Regions from separate parts of the Mus musculus genome. Here region 2 is linked to region 1. A link is a loop called in an ENCODE intact Hi-C map of the cell type or tissue named here. Cell type or tissue: left cerebral cortex. All regions are shown on one strand.

What was found. Hi-C counts contacts between places; a loop is a spot of excess contacts. Peaks named below come from ENCODE experiments on the same cell type or tissue, not always from the same donor. Only the 100,000 strongest peaks of a DNase experiment are listed, where the experiment ranks them.
Region 2: it touches region 1 in a loop (1.9-fold over the local background); 1 of 42 quality-filtered maps calls a loop at or near these places.

Annotation. Positions count from the first base shown.
Region 1 is chr1:43,981,944-43,986,943 of GRCm38, forward strand. Tpp2 (tripeptidyl peptidase II) reads left to right here. Exons shown (of 29, transcript NM_001310540.1): 22 at 1,129-1,373; 23 at 1,571-1,649. Among named protein-coding and RNA genes, the nearest start is that of Mettl21c, 36 kb to the right of the region's middle. In left cerebral cortex, no CTCF peak of the experiment used is centred here; no DNase peak of the experiment used is centred here.
Region 2 is chr1:44,146,043-44,151,042 of GRCm38, forward strand. It overlaps Ercc5 (excision repair cross-complementing rodent repair deficiency, complementation group 5), which reads left to right and starts at 1,702. Exons shown (of 15, transcript NM_011729.2): 1 at 1,702-2,108. The coding sequence starts at 2,021. In left cerebral cortex, a CTCF peak has its summit at 2,894; a DNase peak (open chromatin) is centred at 1,851; H3K4me3 peaks cover 2,066 bases; H3K27ac peaks cover 1,120 bases.

The DNA.
Region 1 (5,000 bases):
ATAAAGTCACATTCAATTTTCTGACACCTATAGAAATCTCTTTTGCTCATTGTAGTTATTAAGCAACAGACTTGACAACTTTTCTGCCATGTGACTAGAGGATGTTGCTTACAAGTACTGGCCAGCAGTGCACTTTTAGCTGAGAAGGGACTACACTGGTGACTTTGCACATGCTCGGCATGCACTCTTCCACTAGATTAGACCTCCAGTCCTAGTGTGTCTACCTGTTGCATTACTTCTCCCTCCTACGCACTGCTTCTACTCAAGATAGACAGTGAATGGGAGAGCGTAATGTGACCCCAGGTCTGAGTGGAACACAAGGGCTTGTGAGTACCTTCAAATCTGAAACCGTACTGAGCATTGACTGCGTGCTCTGGACTTTGTTTCCCACTGATACTAAAGGACATGGAACTACTTGGCAATTTTGTCTCTGGTTAAAATTGTATTTGAAGAAATAGGAGATATTTTTCTGAAATGCTCATGATTTTTTGCTGAATAATTAATTAAGTAATAAAATAATAAAAATTGTTTATGGAAGCTTTTGCATTTAAGGAATGGTCCAGTTTTCCCGTCAAGCAAGCAGCAATCTCATCACTATAGTCTGGAATGTTACTTGAGTTACACTTCACATTGGCTCAAAAGACATTGCTTCTGCAAAATACTGACAGTATCCCCATTCAGTGAGCATTTTAGCCGAGAGGGATGTAGTAGCTTTACAATCCTTGATCTCTACTGGCTCCTTGTTTTCCCTGCTTGTCATAAAGGGATGTGACACTTCACAGTTAAAACGTAACGTTTTACAGAAGTCACACATGTGCATACACATGAATGTTTATTTTAGATAATATACAAATCTAATTTTGACTTTTTTGACTACCACTTCATGTTTCTTACAACCTATAAACAAAACTATACTTGCTTTTCTTATGTATAACACTGATTGTGTGAATATGTTGATACGCTTGGGGTCAGGCGAGCCACTTAATACTTCAAATTCTGCCCCGCTCACTAGCACCTTAGATACTTTGAGTATAGATGTCTCATACCTTGTACACTCTGTAAATGGAACTGTGTCTTTTATCCTTTTACTGAGCTGAACTTACTTTTTCCAAATGTTTTCTTTTTTAGTATTCTCTGAAATTGGAGAAAGGAGATTATACAATTCGATTACAGATTCGTCATGAGCAAATCAGTGATTTGGATCGTCTCAAAGATCTTCCGTTTATTGTTTCACATAGGTTGTCTAATACCTTGAGCTTAGATATTCATGAAAATCATAGCCTTGCACTTCTAGGAAAGAAGAAATCAAGCAGCTTAACATTACCACCCAAATACAATCAGCCATTCTTTGTTACTTCCTTACCTGATGATAAGTAAGTGCTGATGTTGATGTATGTTACTCTACATCTATTATAATTTGCTATCATTTTAGTCTGAAGTTGTTTCTCAGTTTGATTTTTGAAAATTTGGACATGGGAAATATTTCAGTTTGATTTTGATGGTTTTCCTCTAAGTGTTTTTGTGAAACTTTTTCTTTTGTTACTTTTTCCCCTTTTAATTCTCTCATTAGAATACCTAAGGGGGCAGGACCCGGATGCTACCTTGCAGGCTCCTTGACATTGTCAAAGACTGAGCTTGGAAAGAAAGCTGTAAGTACTAGTGTTTTACACTGAAAGTACCTGTTTAAAATTTTCCATCCCTTTGAAGATGGGCTTTAAGTCCATCGTTCAGAAGGGGTAAAAGAATACTTGCAGGGAGGGAACAGTAATTGTTTTTCTTTTTCTTGAGCTGTTAATGAAGGTGGATTAATATTTGGTACCTTTTTAAATGTGTCATTAAAAAGTATTTTATGTTCTTTTCCACAAGCCCCATGCCCTAACCCTATTCCACCTCAGTCCCTAAAGTTCTTGACATCCAGATCACAATTGGTTGAAGCAAATGGGATGTGTAAAATTATAGCATACCCTAGCATTTCAACCAACATGTTATAGATACTGGAATAAGTCAAGTTCTCTTCATTTGTTTATAAAAACCAATCTGAAGGATATTTATTAATGGATATTGGCTCTCACATTTGTGAAGGCTTGCTGTGGTCTACAAGACCTCAGCAATTACGTGGATAGATGTATGGTGTTTCTTGTGATTCTGCTTTTTATAGTTTCAAAATGATGCTTTTTGTTTCTAGTTTAGAGATAACTTATTTAAAGCTTAAAGGTATTTATTTCAGGTTTTTCCATCTTGTTTTTATTACAGATTTGTTGCAGAGAATGTTTTTTATGTGGATCTGTCACCCTTTATCATAGGTCATTTTGGTGTAATACAATTCTTACATCTGTGCATTTCTCATTTAGCATTAGTTCATACAAAACTATGTAAGTCTACTTAACCTAATCCTGGGATCTATAAATGCTGTTGTCAGAGTGAATTCATCTCATTTATCTTGAAATGTATTTTTTTCTTGTCACTGTTCAACCAAGGTCATATATTCATAGCCATAAGGAGTAATTTGGGGATTTTGTGCTTGACATCTCTCAGGATGCATTTCATTGTGTACTCTTACTCACACATACTTCAGTGTCATTTGGAGTAAATCAGCACTTGATACTGGACTTTGTTCTTGAACTGATTTAAGAAATCCTCATAGATCTTTTTGGAGATTTACCTAGGTGGCTGCTTCTATGGGACTTCAACTGAGTTTTTCACCCAGATGATAGATAACTCATCTCAGAAGTCCACTTCTCATGGAAAGTATAGCAGAAAAGAATAATTGGCAGAAATATTCTTATAAGAATTCAGAAATAGTACTTCCTGACAATACTATCAGAGGCAATATTGAAATTATAAGTGCTTGGAATTGACTGTTGCTAGCTTTCTATAGATAGAAAGGTTGTTTATAAGAAAATAGCAATAATCTAAAGTTATTGAGTATAATTGCCTTTGGGTTCTTTATTTAAACTTTCCTCAGCAGTTTTATACTTCCTACATTTTGGTAGTTGGAAAGGAAGTGCCATTTTACCTTACTTTGCCTTTCATTGTAGCCCTGGTTTTTTTCTTTTTTCTTTTTTGTTTGTTTGGCTTTTTTTTTTTTTTTTTTTTTTTTAAGAATGATTTAGGCTTGTGTAATGGTCATGACCTCCTGTATACAATCAGACTCTGCAGACTGTCAGCTAAATTTAAATGTTTTTTTAATGTTTTAATGATAATGGAATTTAATCACTAAATATTTTAACCAAAATGCTGAAAGAATTTTGCCTTAAAATGGCATATTTGATTGCATTTTTGTTTTTAAAAATTGGCATGGTAGTGCTGCTTTCTTTAAAAGCATGCCATTTTGGTCACAGATCTGACCCTTCTGAGTACTGTGACAACATACAGATGGAATGTTAAATTGGAAGAAAGTTAGGCAGAGGTGGTATCTCCATCCTGTGTAGATTATGCATGTTTTCTTACAGAATGTCGTTCTAACTCCCAGGGGCAGTCTGCAGCAAAACGACAAGGAAAATTTAAAAAGGTACTGATTGTCAGTTCTTAAAAACGATGTCTTAAAGCCTTATTTACATAGTTATTAAACTTTTTTCTCTCACTATTATAAATCTTTATTTTTAAAGAATCTCTCCCTTAGTTTCCTTTCTTTATATTCTGCAGTATAGTTCTCTTAGTTAATACCTACAAGCAGTATTGACATAGTGTCTTTCTGAAAAAGGCTTTTTAAACCATACCCTATGGTTTATTTTCCATATTTATGGAATATGGAAACCATATTTATTAAACCATATTTTCCAATGGTATGGATGATTTTTATTGCTTCTCATTTGTTGGTATAGATAAGATATCAAATTTAAAAGTTTGAAGTTTTGCATATCCAAAGTCATAAAGAGATGAATGCAATGGAGAGCAAAGTCATTATTTTTAAAATCTAGGACTGACAAGATGACTCGATGGGTAAAGGTACCTGCTGACAAGTCTAACAACCTGAGTCTCATCTCCAGGACTCACATGATGGAAAGAGAGTTGTATTCTGACCTCTCTATGTATACCATGGCACTCACCTGTGTATACACACACACACACACACACACACACACACACACACACACTAAATAAATAAATAAATATTTGAAATTTGAGAAAAATGTAAAAAAAAAACAAACTTCTATATGTGTACCATGGCGCTCACCTGTATATACACACACACTCAATAAATAAATAAAAATTTGAAATTTGAGGAAAATGTAAAAAAAACCTTAAACTCTAAAAGCCATTTTAAGTAAAATGATTTTGTTAATAAACTAGTCTCTGCTCTTGCATCTATCCTAGTTATGGGAGGACAGATACAAAAAATAGTGAATAAGAACTTCTAACTAAATAAAAGTTGAGTCTGTAATAAAAATACAGACAGATTTGATGCTATGAGTATTGATTCTACTTGATTTCTGTTAACATATGAGAGTCTGTATTGACTGCTGGACCCCCATTTAACTTGAAGATCTCTACTCCGAGTACAGAGAAAGGGATACATTTGAGGAAGAGCCATTCAGTGGCCTATTTATCCAAGAGGTATTGTAATAGAAGAAACAGTTGTGTTTTATAGTATTGAAATGTTGTCCACAATGTTTTTTTTGTGTGTGTATTGATAAGCTCTGGTTCACCATGAAAAATCTTCTAGTTAACAAACTGAAGATGAGTATTTCTCAGATGGTTTGATTTGACCCATTTGTGCACAATCATAATCCATTTAATAGATCATAACTGAGCATTTAAAAAATCTTATTTAATGCATTGATATGTGCCTCTGAGTTGCCATGAAGACAGTTTTAAAAAGGTTTGCCAGGAACTCAACTACAAAAGGAAGCATATTTCAGTAAGGTTTAGGCATTGCTTTTCTTCCACTTGTATTTTTTAGTTGGCCTACAAAGTCTTGGGCTAAGGTTGTACAAGGTATAATAGATAATACTGAAGTGTGAGATTATTATTACTGGAAGCTGAATAAAGCTTGTGTA
Region 2 (5,000 bases), 160 kb after region 1:
TGTTTTTGTTTCGTTTTTTTTTTCCCTCACAGTTACATAGACCAAGACAAGGTCTGGCACATTTGGTTTCTTATCTTTTGGACTTGAAGCTGGTCACCCTTTTTGTCCTCCCATGGCCTTTCCTGTATTTGTGGGCATACTTTATGATGTTCCCACTCCTTCTTATTAGTATAACCGTTATACTGGATTAGAGGCCACCCTGATAGTCTCTCTGTATATCAATGGTGAGGTAGAAATCACATCCATGGACTTAGACGTATCTTCATGTTTGTGATCTATTACTGACCATGACTCTGTCAGACACAGAAATGGTTTTGTTAAGTTCTGGTTCATGTGCCCTTAGGTGCCTAATGGCCTTATTGTTTTGACAATCATTTTCTAAAAATCACTTTGAATACAGGCACATTGTGCAGTACTTATATTCAACACGTGAATTTTGAATTCTACATGGATACTGACCTGAATACATAGTAATTCCGCGGTCCAGCCAAGATCTGAACTATCATCTGCATGACCTCTACTCCAAATATTTTCCACAGGATGCAAAATGTCCTGGGGAGCATCAGACCTGAGACTTGAGAGGTCACTTAAGCAACATTGACGAACTCCCGCTATGCACTACTAAGGAAGGGGTGTAACACTCATCAAGATTGATACCAGTTTCAACATGTTTACAGTCTACTGCTGGAAGTGATAAAAATTAAACAGGCAATTAAATTGCCTTCAGTAAAATACGACTTTACTAAAATGCAAAAGTCCGTAATTTTACACATTGAGGGAATGCTAAACTGTAAACCACCTGTTTGGACATAGATACGTTTTTGCTAAAATTTGACTTCTGATAGACTTCAGCTGTAAATGAATTTTTTTCCCCAGAAATTATCTACTTCTATCCCTTCCTTTTTTTTTTTTTTCTTAGACAAGGCCATGTGAGTCTTGAGCTTGTGATATTCCTGCCCATCTCCCAGATATTTGTGCCACCATGTCGGGCTATCTATTGTTTCTTATCAATCTTTTTACTGGGTTTGAATAATTACAATACCGTCCATCAAAATTGAGCCATTGTATGCTAAGTGCTTTGCCCATATTCACTCTGCTCGGTAAAAGATTGTTCTTTTGTACTGCTTACAGATGACGGAGAAGAAATTCTGAAGAAACGTAATCTCCACAGAGCTAACTCTATAGTAAGGCCTCAAAGGGCTGCATTCGATTTAGAATGTGCATATCGTGTCTTTTCCTGGCTCTACTCTGCCCCAAGTCATTTTTCCCAATTGTGGAACTCAAAGTTTCAGATGCTGGAGGAAATTCAAAGTTAAGCACTGCGTTGTACTGCCATCCAGTTACTGCACGTTGTGAAAATATTTGCCTTCACCAAAGTCAAGATGCTCATCTTTCCGTTCTTTTCTTGTCGAACCCAATACTTGGCGCCAAATCGGCAAAGCTGGGGAGGCAATGGGGAGACTGATACTGAAAATGCACAAAGGAGACCTCACTCCATTAAGAAAGCCAATATGTGCAAACACTTTTTGCGCCTAACAGTCAGCCGAACAGAGGCACAGATTCAAAACCGAATCGCCACACACACTGACTTCGGGAGTGCTCGGGCGTGGGATTTACGTGTCAAGTGTCAACGCGGGAATCCCAACCCTCGCGTTCACTTGGAAGCCAAGAGGTTTCATCGTTTGGTCAGCGGGAGAAATCACTCGCGACCGGAGGAAGGCTCGGCGCTGGCGTCACCGGTGCTGCTTCTCAGTACTTTTAGGCGTGCCAGTACTGGGGCTGAAACCTTTCTGCTCCTCCCACCACATTTAAATTCCGCTGTTCTTTCGGGAGACCGGGTCCGCTCCGGAAGTGCGTCAGCGCCGTGTTCCTCCTTCAAGCCCTGGTGACAGCGGGTTCCAGGCGGAGAGCGGTGGGCTCTGCGTGAGTTGGTGGCGCTGCGTGCTGGTGCGGGGCGCGTCCTTTATCCTAACGGGAAACAAAGGCCCCGCGAGCCCGGCCGAGAGAGAGCGCCTGCGCCATGGGAGTGCAGGGGCTGTGGAAGCTGCTGGAGTGCTCGGGCCACCGGGTCAGCCCGGAGGCGCTGGAGGGCAAGGTGCTGGCCGTGGGTATCCTTCAAGGCGGCTCCGGAGCGCCGGATGAGCGCCTGCTCGGCGACTGGGCTTCGTCCGGGACTTGGTGCTGGGGGTCGATTGGGTGTCTGTCTATCTAGAGTGCAGGCCTGCGCTCCTTAGGCCGGCCCATTTTGTGCCCCCTATGCTTTAGTTCTCACAGCAGAGTGGCTACAGAGTTGTCGCGGAGAATAAGGAGATTTAAATGATAAAATTTGGTATAGCGTCAGGCTCCGTAGTACTGTACATCTGAGAAGTCATTCTGTCAGAGTAGAGGGGGGGAAAAAAAAGAAGAGTTCCGAACCCTCCCACCCTCCTTTTTGAATAGTTACCTCTTGTTTGTTGGAATAAAAAAAGTTCATACGGTGTATAGTGAATTAGTTTCCTCCAGCTTCTGTGATGGGTGTGTGCATTTTAGTTTTGTGTCATTGGAGTTTTGTTTTTCTCCCACTTTGAAAATGTGATACCAATTTTGAAGTTTTGTTTACGTTTATCTGTTCCACGGCCCGTTTCACAGTGCCTCTTTTATCTTAGAAGGTACTTTTACATAGTTTTCTTAATGAAAACTAGAAATTCCTGTAAATAGTTGCTGAATGTGCGTACATGCCTGGACGTGTGTCCGTAGGTGGTGGCATGCCATGCCATTCTGTAAACTATGTCAGTTCTTCACGATGTGCCCAGCTTATAATTAATGGAGAACTTGCAGTTTTGAAAAATCACATTTTATGCCAAATACATCAATGACAAAAATTAAAAATTTGTCTTACAAGTCTTTGCACAGGGTACCATAAACCCTAGTGGTTTCTCGGCGTCACTGCTGTTTAAGGATTTCTTCATTATTTATGATGGAAGAACAATTTTTAGTGAGGGGGTTCTTAAATTCTCATCAAAGGGTTTTAGTAGTGGTAGAGCACTTTCTTAGTATGTATGATAAACCAGAGTTCCATTCACATCTTTGTGAGAAAGTATTGCTGACAACACCATCAAGGAGTTACGTTATTTTCTCTTCCAGCCCTTATAAACAATTAGGAAGTTAAGCATCCTAGCATTCAGGGTTGTCAAATGAAAAGTAATCCATGTAGATTATTCATAAATGGCTGTGTTCCATTTGGGGTGTGAAGTTATGTTTATGAGGTTATTAAGCTCTTCTGAAATAATGGATCGTTTAAAGAAAATCGTGAGGGATTTTGCCTACACTCACATGTAATCTGGTTACTTCTGTAATTTAATTTTCTGTGTTTCATCATGAGAATTCTGATATCTGAAATTTAGGTGTTAGAAATTTATTCGGTTTGCTAATAAATAAATCATCCACAATTATCTCAGGTTTGTAATTTACATACTTTTCCAAATAAACTGTTTGGGTTTTAGACCATGTGAATAGCTGAGTGTATTATTTAAACAGTTTATGTCTGTGTCAAAAAAATGTTAGGAAATAACAGATTAGTTTTTCCTCATTATTGACCTTAACATCTGTTAGTGCATTGGCAGTATTAAGCAGATAGTACCCTCACTGGACACATGAACAACATGGATTAACTTAGTCTCCAGTCACCTAATTCCAGGACTAAGGAAAATTCCCATTTATTTTCAGATGTTATTGGTTCTTTGAGTTTAAATTCTAAAGCAAGTTTTGACTTTGCCTTTGCTTCATTCTTTAATTCTTCTAACCCTTGAGGAGTTTAGTTTTGCCACATTTGTGTTGAAGCTTGACTAATCAAACTGTGTAAATTCTTTCAGCCTATCTGATTTTATCTGTTTTTTTTTTTGTTTTTTGTTTTTTGTTTTTTTTTAACTAAGAGTTTCATGTTGGAACTCTCGGCCTTCCATGAGAAGTGGTAAGCTGTGGTTAATTTAAATGTGAAAAGGAATTATTTCAGTGTGATTTAGTGTTTTAGGAACATGGGGTTTAATCTTTTCTCAGAAGCTGTAGGCCCTAGACTCATATATATGAGTTAAGAGGTATCTTAACTCTGAAATTGAGTTTTCTCAATTCTAAAGTCAAAAGTGATTGATTGTATAGACACTTTTGATGGCAGTGTAGCAAGCAGAAATGGACCAAGTATGAGTAGCTGTCCAGAGTAGAACTGAGACTGCAGAAGGCTTGCTCTAAGCTGGATCCTGGACCTGATCACTCATGTCTGAGACCTACCATCACTATCATCTCCTTTCATGTGGGCTGCTGGAACATTCTTTTTTTTTTTTTTTTGTTATATGGATTTTCATACTTCTTCTTTCTTGTATTAGATATTTTCTTTATATACATTTCAAATGCTATCCTGAAAGTTCCCTATACCCTCCCCTACTGCTGTAACATTCTTAAAACTACTCTCCTTGCAGTTGATTTTTACATGTCTCCTAAGGCCCGAAGTCATTCTGGAAACTGCTCAGATGTGTATATTGTATATCAGCTTCCATACCCAAGTGCCCCACCCCTGCGCCCACCACAGGGAACTGTGTAGACGTGGCTCTGCCCTAGGCGTTTGTATTTGCTGCGTCTCGTCTCCCTTCTGTAACTAGAGTGCTAAACTCATAACTACTCTCCTGACCTATTATTTCTTGGCACTTAATGTGTCAATTCTTTTAGGATATGTGCATCTCAGACATAGGGGTGCATTTGTCTTGCTCACAAATACAATGTTTAATGTATCTCCGTAGGGTCTTGGATTTACTTTTACATGGGAGCTCTTTAACATATAGGGATGGAGATACACACACACACACACACACACACACACACACACACACACACACACATATTGTCAACTTGGCATGGCATGAGAGTCATCAAGAGTCAATTGAGAAAATTCCTTTGGAAGACCAAGCAAGACTATAGGGCTTTTCCTAATTAGCCATTAATGGGAGAGGGCCCAGCCAATTGTGGATGGT